2 separate regions of the Homo sapiens genome follow, and region 2 is linked to region 1. Evidence: read pairs that join two places in POLR2A ChIA-PET (ENCODE). Cell type or tissue: A673. All regions are shown on one strand. Each heading gives the region's core, and the rest is flanking DNA. Links, peaks and the distances in the headings are about the cores only.

The links. ChIA-PET counts read pairs that join two places held together with the same protein. Peaks named below come from ENCODE experiments on the same cell type or tissue, not always from the same donor. Only the 100,000 strongest peaks of a DNase experiment are listed, where the experiment ranks them.
Region 2: POLR2A ChIA-PET joins it to region 1 with 6 read pairs; 2 of 35 experiments call an interaction of 5 or more read pairs at or near these places.

What each region holds. Positions count from the first base shown.
Region 1 is chr14:77,108,341-77,114,426 of GRCh38, forward strand. It overlaps CIPC (CLOCK interacting pacemaker), which reads left to right. Exons shown (of 4, transcript NM_033426.3): 3 at 1,472-1,641; 4 at 5,085-6,086. The coding sequence ends at 5,978. Among named protein-coding and RNA genes, the nearest start is that of CIPC, 13 kb to the left of the region's middle. In A673, for the core only: no CTCF peak of the experiment used is centred there; a DNase peak (open chromatin) is centred at 2,831; H3K27ac peaks cover 2,260 bases.
Region 2 is chr14:77,556,926-77,561,749 of GRCh38, forward strand. SPTLC2 (serine palmitoyltransferase long chain base subunit 2) reads right to left here. Exons shown (of 12, transcript NM_004863.4): 7 at 116-221. Among named protein-coding and RNA genes, the nearest start is that of SPTLC2, 57 kb to the right of the region's middle. In A673, for the core only: no CTCF peak of the experiment used is centred there; no DNase peak of the experiment used is centred there.

The DNA of each region.
Region 1 (6,086 bases), core at 1,170-5,169:
ACCAGAGTTAGCATCCATTGATGATCTTTGCCTGAATCATTACATTGGCGGTTTAAAAGTGGTGATCTTGGCCGGGCGCGTTGCCTCACACCTGTAATCTCAGCACTTTGGGAGGCCGAGGCAGGTGGATTACCTGAGGTCAGGAATTCGAGACCAGCCTGACCAACATGGAGAAACCCTGTCTTTAATAAAAATACAAAATCAGCCAGGCGTGATGGTGCATTCCTGTAATCCCAGCTGCTCGGGAGGCTGAGGCAGGAGAACCGCTTGAACCCGGGAGGCAGAGGTTGTGGTGAGCTAAGATCATGCCATTGCACTACAGCCTGGGCAACAAGAGCGAAACTCTGTCTCAAAAAAAAAAAGGGGGTGATCTTCTAATTTTACCATTCTTTGTACGTCATTAGCTGACATTCTTCTGTAAAAAGTGCTTTCCCTCCTCCCTCTTCTTTTGAGTATCACTAATGTAGTCATGGAATTCTTTTGTAATTCAGTTTGTCAACCTGTTAAAATCATCATTTCTGATACTCAAATTGTCTCAAATTTGACCAGCAGGAGTCCCCTCAAGATAGCTCTTGTGTCTCGTTGACATGTCTCTGTTAGTGTTTGAGCACTTCTTTGCTTTCTGGGACAAGCAGCTGTCCAGGCTCATCTCGTATCTTCCCTGTCAAAGTCTTGGAATCAGCTGTTTCTCCAAGGACCCCTCATTTCCTTTATGTGCAGAATGGCATTTAGAAACCAAGATCTGGGCACTCAATATGTACATTGCTTCTGGGCTCATTTGTTTTCAGTCTAATGGTTCTTAACTAGAGGTGTACATTTGGATTACTTGTGTTTTGTGAAATACACCTACCATGGAACCAGGTAAATCACTTCAGTAGATCAAGGGAAGGATCCCAACATTTATGGTTTTTTAAAAGTATCACTGGAGATTCTAAATCATATTTCCATTGATGTATATCCTTCCAGTCATACAGTCTTCCTTAAGCTGGAGAAAATGCAATTGTTTTGAGGTTTACAGATTGGTTTTGTTTTTTTAATTGTAATTACATCTTGTGGTACCCAGAGCCTCTGAAGGTCTTAATCCTACCTTGGGCCATACTCGTCTCCTTTCTCAACATAGATTCTCGAAAGTAATAAACTAACTTTGAAACCTTGAACTCATTTCTCCTGTAGACTGATGATGATTACTTTCATGTGAGCCCTAATTGAGGCAGGTTTTTGTCTGTAAGAGAGTTAGAAAGGAAGTCAAACTCGTCCTAGGGCAATAATTCTTAATCTTTGGTGGAGGAGGGATTAATTATAGATCCCATTGAAAAGCCAATGAAAGCTAAAAGCCTCCTTCTCAATAAAATTCACAAAAACACATCACAAGTGTTGCATTCAATTTCAAGAGGTCTGTAGCTCCTTAGGAGCCTGGTTAAGAGCCCCTAGTCTAGAGCCTGAGTGAGTTGACCATTCTTCTGCCCACCAGATGGGAGCTCGGAATGTCTGAGCTCTGCAGAGCAGATGGAGTCCGAGGACATGCTGAGCGCCTTAGGCTGGAGCAGAGAAGACAGGCCGAGGCAGAACTCCAAAACTGCAAAGAATGCCTTCCCTACCCTGTCTCCCATGGTCGTCATGAAGAATGTGCTTGTCAAACAGGTGAGGAGGACTAATATCACCTAAAGTCTTTGCAAATAAAAATCTCTTAGCTTCCGTGTATAAAGGAAGAGATTTATATTCTCTGCCAAGGAGAGATTTTAGAAACAGACCATTAGAACCACACCAATGTGTACTTTCTGTCCTGGGGAGCGGATGTTATCTTTCAAGTGTGACACTGTTTTAAAAAGGAATATAAGAATCATGACATGCGTTCTCATTTTTCAGACAGTTAGGTTGTTTTATTTCTGTATTCATAGTTTGTCCAAAGAGACCCTGAAATGTATATAAAGGAACCAAGCAGAAATGGCATCACTTCAATGGTGCATTCTAACATATGGCAGAGTTTAGGGTAGAAACAAAAGATGCTCTTTTTAATATGGATTGCCCTGGGAATTTAGGAATGTAGAATGCATTTATCTCAGAAGTAGAGGCAATTTCCCTGTTTCTTATGTCATATACTGAGCATTTTCTTAGTAGTCAGCCAGAGCCTGTCATTAGTGACGAAGCTGCTCCTGGTTCAAGTATGGGAATACCAGCAGAATCCACACAGTGTTGTGGAGTGGAAACACATCCTGTTTGGGGCTTTATTACATAACTATGTTTATTATATGATTATTGTTTAGATATGAAAGAAAAGATTTAGATGAAAATCTAAGTTAAGCTCTAGTGTTTGAAACTGAGAACTTGATCATATGAACTTGGTTAAGTTAGAATAGAGAAGTCTGAGAATAGAAAAGATTGATTTCAGCCAAAGAAATTTAATCTTACCGTACTTTCCTCTGAAAATATATCAGTTTTCATATGGGTCCATTGATGAGGCTACTTGAAGATAGTGAAATTTTAAATCTGGCTTGAGTAGTTGACTTTTCCCCCCTTAGGGTAAAAGGTGAGAACATGGCTTTAACTTGACAGGAAATCTTAATGTCTTAGCTATTACCTAGTTGTATATGAGGAACACAAACTGATTTTCAACAAGGCAGACTGGTGAGTTCTGAAAAGGAATTTGAAGATTTTTGCTTGGTAAATCACATCTCAGCTGGAAGCATGGCTCTCCTTATTGAAAGGAAAAGAAAGAATAGAGACAGGAAACGGAGCCCACATGAGATTGCTCCGGCCCCACCAGTGCTGCCAGTGCTTCTCCTGGGCTTCCTTTCTCCCAGTTCTTTTTCTCCCTGCCTTCCTCTCTGGCTTCCTTGTCCCTTTCTTGTGTCTGTGTTTATATCCCTTCTTTGTTGTAGGCTAGGCTGGCAGCTCCAGAAGGCTGAGAACAGCCCACACACACAGTTACGGAGTGAGTAGGCTTTTCCAGCAGAGCCACATTCTTTAAGACAAAGACCCGCCAGAAAAGCTGCTGGGCCTGATCAGGAGCTAAGAGACTTGGGGACAAGCTGACCTAAGGGAGTAGTCTAGGAGTTTTGTTTCGTTTTTTAAAAACATACTAGAATCTAGCGTATTCTAAAATTAAAATAATGATACACATTTAAAACTCTGCATGTTGTGTAATGTCTTGATTATGGCTGCTTGGTTTTAGATATTTTTCTTTTGAGAGTCTGATTCCACCTCTGTCATTAGACAGTGTGATCTTGTACATAATTAACCACAATGGATATCAGTTTCTTCATCTTTAATATGAAGGGTTTATGTGAAATGATTCTGAGATCCTGTCCAAGTCTAAAATTTTGTTCTGTATTCCCTCAGGTGATTTCCACATGAATAATACAATTTGTAAAATCTAATAATTGGAACAAGTCAGCTAAGTATCTGTTAGGAGAGTGGGCATAACAGTAGCATTAGGAAGTACAGTCCAGTAAAATCATGGGAAAACAATGCATTAGATATTTTCCAGATCCATTTGCCTTGTAGGTCATCCCTAGAGAGGGCATGAAGTTTTGCTTCTGACTGAGCTGGAACAGGCTGATTTCTACTTCAAAAGACCTCTTGATTTTGGATCTCCTATGACAAGGAAATATGGTTTCTGGCCCTAGCATTGCTTGCCTTAGTATATTCCGGAGTATATTTGAACATCAAGAGGACTCTAGATCGTTCCAGCCTTTGCATGGGAAATGAACTGGCCTAAAGTTCCTAACCTTGCATCCAAGAAACTGAAATGTGTGCAAAATGGTGCGCGCATGTACATGTATGGGAAGACAGTTCGTAATGTTCTTCAGATAAATCAAATGACCCCACCTGACCCCACTGATGATGTGAAACTCTGTCAGGCTTGCCCTCTGCCTGGCTTTATCTATACTCAGATTTTGGGGACCAGGTTGGAACTGGATTGGCTTTCAAACATTGGAGACAAGTAGCCATGTCCTTCTTTATTAGATTTCGTCTGAATCAATACTTTAATTAAAAAATAATGTATAATTGAGGAGTAATAAACAAAGGCAGTATAGCAGAATGGCTCAGATGGGTTTTAGAGTCAGACAGAGGATGGAATCCTAACTGCATCACTTAGTAACTTGATGACTTAAAACAAGTTTTTTCGACTTTCTAAGCCTCAGTTCCCTGTTTATGAAGGGAAATGGTAACTGCCTCATGGGGTTTTAAATAGATTAAGTAACTCATGTAAAACATTACACATAGTGGTAACCTATAATCAGCACCAATACATGGTAGCTGTTATTATTTTGAATGGTTTTATGATTGTTGGATGTCACTGCCTTAAAAACAGGAACCCATAGACTCCTGACAATATGGGTTTTTTTCTTTTCTTTCTGTTTTTTTTTGTTGTTGTTGTTGTTTTTGAAACCAAGTCTTGCTCTGTCACTCAGGCTGGAGTGCAGTGGCGCAATCTCAGCTTACTGCAACCTCCACCTCCCAGGTTCAAGCGATTCTCCTGCCTCAGCCTCCCAAGTAGCTGGGACTACAGGCGCACACCACCAAGCCCAGCTAATTTTTTGTATTTTTTAGTAGAGACGGGGTTTCACACGTTGGCCAGGCTGGTCTCGAACTCCTGACCTCAGGTGATCCACCTCCCTCAGCCTCCCAAAATACTGGGATTACAGGCATGAGCCATCACACCTGGCCCAATATGTTACTTTTTAATCAAAAGTTATTTTCAGGTAAAAGAGGTTCCAGGTGTGACTAAATGAAGATACACTTTGGTGTAAAGTCACATTTTAACTTACACCAGGAAATCCATATTTTTGTTGTTTCAGTTGTGACCTTAGCTATGTCATTACTTTACCTACCCATTTATTTTTCTGAGTGATAGCACTTGAATAAAAATAGGTATTTCCTCCAGTTTTCCCTTAGAAAAAGTTTAAAAAGTATTTGTGATATCAGACACAAATAGATGTTCAAACCACTATGTGAGAGAAGCACTGTCCTTGAAATTGTTCTAAGCATTTGAGTATCCACTTGCCCCTTTGACAGAAGCTTCACTCCTCTATCCTTTCAGCAGTAATGAGTAGTGTGCTGCTCTCCTCCTTTGTCTTCAGGGCAGCAGCTCATCCCAGCTCCAGTCGTGGACTGTCCAGCCCTCCTTTGAAGTGATCTCAGCACAGCCACAGCTCTTATTCCTTCATCCACCTGTACCATCTCCTGTCAGTCCATGTCACACTGGTGAGAAAAAGTCCGACTCCAGGAACTACTTGCCCATTCTGAATTCTTACACCAAAATAGCCCCACATCCAGGCAAAAGGGGCCTTTCCCTTGGCCCAGAAGAAAAAGGAACAAGTGGAGTGCAGAAGAAAATCTGTACTGAGAGACTTGGGCCTAGCTTGTCTTCCAGTGAGCCAACCAAGGCTGGTGCTGTCCCATCCAGTCCCTCGACGCCAGCACCACCCAGCGCCAAACTTGCCGAGGACTCAGCTCTGCAGGGTGTGCCCTCTCTGGTGGCAGGTGGAAGTCCACAGACTCTTCAGCCGGTATCCAGCAGTCACGTGGCTAAAGCTCCCAGTCTGACCTTCGCTTCCCCCGCCAGTCCTGTCTGCGCATCAGACAGCACTCTCCATGGGTTAGAGAGCAACTCTCCCCTTTCACCACTGTCCGCTAATTATAGCTCACCTTTATGGGCTGCAGAGCACCTCTGCCGCAGCCCAGATATCTTTTCAGAGCAGCGGCAGAGCAAACATAGGCGCTTTCAGAATACCCTAGTAGTCCTACATAAATCTGGTTTGCTGGAGATCACTTTGAAAACCAAGGAGTTGATTCGTCAGAATCAGGCAACTCAGGTAGAACTAGACCAGCTAAAGGAGCAAACCCAGCTGTTTATAGAAGCCACCAAGAGCAGGGCCCCTCAGGCTTGGGCCAAGCTGCAGGCATCTTTAACACCTGGGTCCAGTAATACAGGCAGTGACCTAGAAGCATTCTCTGATCACCCAGCCATATAGCACAGAGGCATATTTTCCTGTTACTTGAGTGGTTCTTTTAGCTCATTTGCTGTTACCTACTCCTGTTTCCCAAAGCTTATGTAAGAGCTTTTCCTTCTAAACTTAAAC
Region 2 (4,824 bases), core at 1-4,000, 450 kb after region 1:
TAAACACTGTCTCCTTAGTTTCCAGAGGGGGATAGACTAATGTTCCCTTCAGTTAAAAAATTCTATGACTTCATGGGGCCAAGTCACAAAGGTAAGAATAATAAAGCAGGATTACCTATATATTCCTTCCACAAGGATGAGAATTTTCTTCCAGGGCCTTCGTGTCCGAGGCTGACCATAAACAATGGCATCTTTCAATAGCTTCTCTAGGCTTTGCATATCTACAGAGCACAAAAAAGAACAGTTATACCGCATCTTCCTCTTTCCTAACTTTATTCCGGAAATGCAGAGATATATTTCTCATTCAGAAACCATGCCTCAGATAGCAAAGGACATAATTAGAGTTGGGCAGAAAAAAGCAGGGCAAAATAGGTGAATTATTGCCACCTTGAATTGAAATCCAAAATGTAACAAATGTTCAAAACCATCGAAACTTGACTAAAGGACGGTGGTGGCTAACTCAGTTCATTAGCTTCCTTATAAAATGACCAGTGTCTCATGTTAAATACCCTGCCATTAAGTTAGCTTCTGTGTGTTTATCGAAAAATACAGAATCAAACTGTATCTCTAATCCCAGTGAGTCATTCGGAAATAAATGCGTAAAAAAGACAGAGCGAGAGAGTGTGAATAAACCATCACAGACACATACTCCTCCTAAAAAAACAAACGCAAGGCGTAAAAAAACTTCACAGTGCGTGCTCCATTTCCTTTCACCCAGGACGTACTCAATAAACGCTTGTTAAAGAGTTTTATTTTGGTACTGGGTTAAAAATACACCCGTCTGGGGCATGTATAAGTCTGTGTGTTAAGCAAGCCTGACAATCAGTTGAAATTGTTCCATGTTTGACTTCATCAGTTGTCCATAAACAACCAAGTTCTTGTGGCTCTGTTGGTTCTTATGGTGGTTAATGGGCCTGGAAACAACTTGGCTGCTACTGCCATTAATGATGATCATAATTTCCTTGTTAAAGACAAATGCTTTGAAGACCATTGTTGCCACACTACAGATTTCATACTTAAAATACCTGCCCTGAAATGAAGTCCTTAAAAAAAACTCCCCCAAATTTAAGCAACATTAAGTCTGGGGAATACTTAATAGGGGTGGGAGACATCCTATCATAAAATCTTTTTTTTTTTTTTGAGATGGAGTCTCCCTCTGTCATCCAAGCTGGAGTGCAATGGTGTGATCTCTCCTCACTGAGGCCTCCACCTCCAAGGTTCAAGCAATTCTCCTGCCTCAGCCTCCCAAGTAGCTCGGATTACCAGCACCCGCCATCACGCCAGGCTAATTTTGTACTTTTGTAGAGACGGGGTTTCACCATGTTGGCCAGGCTTGTCTTGAACTTCTGACCTCAGGTGATCCGCCTGCCTCGGCCTCCCAAAGTGCTGGGATTACAGGCGTGAGCACCACGCCTGGCCCTATCATAAAATCTGATTTTGTATTCTGTATTGCTTGTAACTGGAGGAAGGAGTTATAAAAGTACATGATTTTGCTCTTTGCAGAAAACAATTTTGACAGAAAAAGAGATAAGGTAATAAAAACACAGAACACAAACACAAATAAGATAGTCTAAGGTTGTGACTGTGCTTACACATTCAGTAATTTCTAAGAAAAAAATCTGCATACGACCTAATCAAGATTCAGGAGATGTTCCCTACAGAAGTAAATTACGTCCTGACTCAAAGCCTCCAGTTTTTTTGTTTTTTTTTTTTTGAGACAGAGTCTTGCTCTGTCGCCAAGGCAGGAGTGCAGTGGCGTGATCTCTGCTCACTGAAACCTCCGCCTCCTGGATTCAAGTGATTCTCCAGCCTCAGCCTCCTGAGTAGCTGGGATTACAGGTGCATGCCACCACATCCAGCTAATTTTTGTATTTTTAGTAGAGGTGGGGTTTCACCATTTTGGCCAGGCTGGTCTTGAACTCCTGACCTCAGGTGATCTGCCCTCCTTGGCCTCCCCAAGTCCTGCAAAGCCTCCAGTTCTTAGGCAGAGAGCAATGTATGGCGATCAGCTGAAGACAAGTAAAAACACAGGAATTATTTTAGTTTTCTCTGTTTATATATAGAAGGAGGAGAAAAATAATACTGGTCAAAATTTTAGATAAAAGAAGCATCAGCCAGGTGTGGTGGCTCACGCCTGTAATCTTAGCACTTTGGGAGACCGAGGCGGGTGAATCGCTTAAGGTCAGGAGTTCGAGACCAGACTGACCAACATGGCAAAACCCTGTCTCTACTAAAAATACAAAAAAAATTAGCCGGTTGTGGTGGTGGGCACCTGTAATTCCAGCTACTTGGGAGGCTGAGACATGAGAATCGCTTAAACCCAGGAGACGGAGGTTGCAGTGAGCCAAGATCACGCCACTGCCCTCCAGCCTGGGTGACAGAGCAAGACTGTTTCAAAAAAAAGAAATACCTATAGCAGAATGCTTAACCATATTATCTACTTAGAAAAAAAAATTCAATCTCTCCAATGTTATGCCCCCAAATTCCACATAAATTTAAATAAAAAATATATCGCAAAACTCCCAGAAGAAAACATGAAAGAATAACATTATGATCTGAGAATGAGGAGGGTATTGTGTAAAATCCGAAAGTCGTAAAACAGTAAGTGTGGCAACAAAAACATTTTCATGAGTCTGTACAGGAAGACACTGAAAACAAAGTCAAAAATATAAAAATAGTGCAGTCTGGGCATGGTGAATCACTCCTGTAATCCCAGCATTTTGGGAGGCTGAGACAGCAGGATCGTTTCAGCCTAAGAGTTCAAGACCAACCTGGGCAACACAGCGAGACTTTGTCTCTATAAAAAATAAAAAACACTAGTCCGGCATGGTGGTGGATGCCTACAGTCCTAGCTACTCAGGAGACTGAGGCAGGAGAATCATTTGAACCTAGGAGGTCAAGGCTGTGGTGAGTTGTGGTTCTGCTACTTCACTCCAGCCTGGGTGATGCAGCAAGACCCTGTCTCAAAAAAATAATAATAAAATAATGCAACATAAAGGAAAAGATAATTAATATAAAGGGCTCTTATAATCAGTAAAAAATAGAAACAATTTGAAAATGGCCAATTTATAAAGAAATACAAACACATTAGCTTACAAGTAGAGTTAAAAAAACAGTAAAAATGCAAAAAGTTGTTCTATATCTAATAAGCAATGAAATAAAAACTAACATATTATTTCCTCATTAGATTTGGAAAGATTTAAAATGATTCACCATAGCCTATGTTGGCCAGTGAGTAGGAACAGTCAATCTCATGTTGTTGAGGAAAAATTCATACAAGATGCAAGCATGTGTATGTTCATTGTAGCACTATTCACAACAGCAAAGACATAGGATCAATCTAAATGTCCATCAACAGTAGACTGGATTAAAAAAATGTGGGCCAGGCGTGGTGGCTTATGCCTATAATCCCAGTACTGGGAGGCCAAGGTGGGTGGATTGCTTGAGCCCAGGAGTTCAAGACCAGCCTGGGCAACATGGTGAAACCCCATCTTTACAAAAAATACAAAAAGAAAACACAAAAAACAAAAAACAAAAAACTTGGCCGGGCGTGGTGGAACACATCTGTAGTCCCAGCTACTAGGGTGGCTGAGATGGGAGGATCGGTTGAGCTGGGGAGGTAGAGGTTGCAGTGAGCTGAGTTCATGCCAATGCATGCCAGCCTGGGAGACAGAGCAAGACTCTGTCTCAAAAATAAAAATAAAAATATATATATATATATGTACATATACACCATGGAATACTATGTAGCCATAAGAAAGAATGAGATCATGTCCTTTGCAGCAACATGGATGCAGCTAGAAGCCATTACCCTAAGCAAACTAATACAGGAACAGAAAACCAAATACCACATATTCTCACTTGTAAGTGGGAGCTAAACACTGAGTACATACAGACACGACTAAGGGAACAACAGACACTGGGGTCTACTTGAGAGTGAGGCAGGGGAGGTTGAGGAGGGTAAGGTTCGAAAAACTACCTACCTATCAGGTACTATGCTGATTACCTGGGTGGCGAAATAATCTGTACACAAACCCCCGAGACATGCAATTTACCTATATAACAAACCTGTACATGTACCCCTGAACCTAAAATAAAAGTGAAAAAAAAAAAGTTCATATAATGCTTAGAGGCAATTTGGAAAAGTATTAAAAATGTATACTCTTTTAACCATGCATTCTGAGACTGCTAGAAATTTATCCTAAGGCACTAACCAGATGATGGTACAAAACTGTAACTGTAGTGCTGTTCCCAGTAGAAAAATTTAGAAACAGCCCCGATGTCCAATTGAGGGGGCAATTAAATGAGGGCACACCCAGGCACTAACTGCCACACTGGTATTTAAGAATGAGATAGAGTTACATGTAATGACAAACAACAATCACCGTGTATTGTAAAAAGAGGCCAGGCATGATGGCTCACACCTGTAATCCCAGCACTTTGGGAGGCCAAGGCGGGAGGATCAACTGAAGTCGGGAGTTCAAGACCAGTCTGGCCAACACAGTGAAACTCCGTCCCTACTAAAAATACTAAAAATTAGTCAGGTGTGGTGGCGCGCTCCTGTAATCCCAGCTACTCGGGAGGCTGAGGCAGGAGAATCGCTTGAACTCGGGAGGCAGAGGTTGCAGTGAGCCAAGATTGAGCCACTGCACTCCAGCCTGGGTGACAGAGCGAGACTCTAGCCTCAAAAAAAAAAAAAAGAAAATAACAGGTTACATAGTGATATTTAATAAGATCTCATTTCTCACTGTAAAACATTTTAGACAAGACAAAAACAAAAACAAAAACAAAAATGATGTTATCATCTATGATCCTTCCATCCAC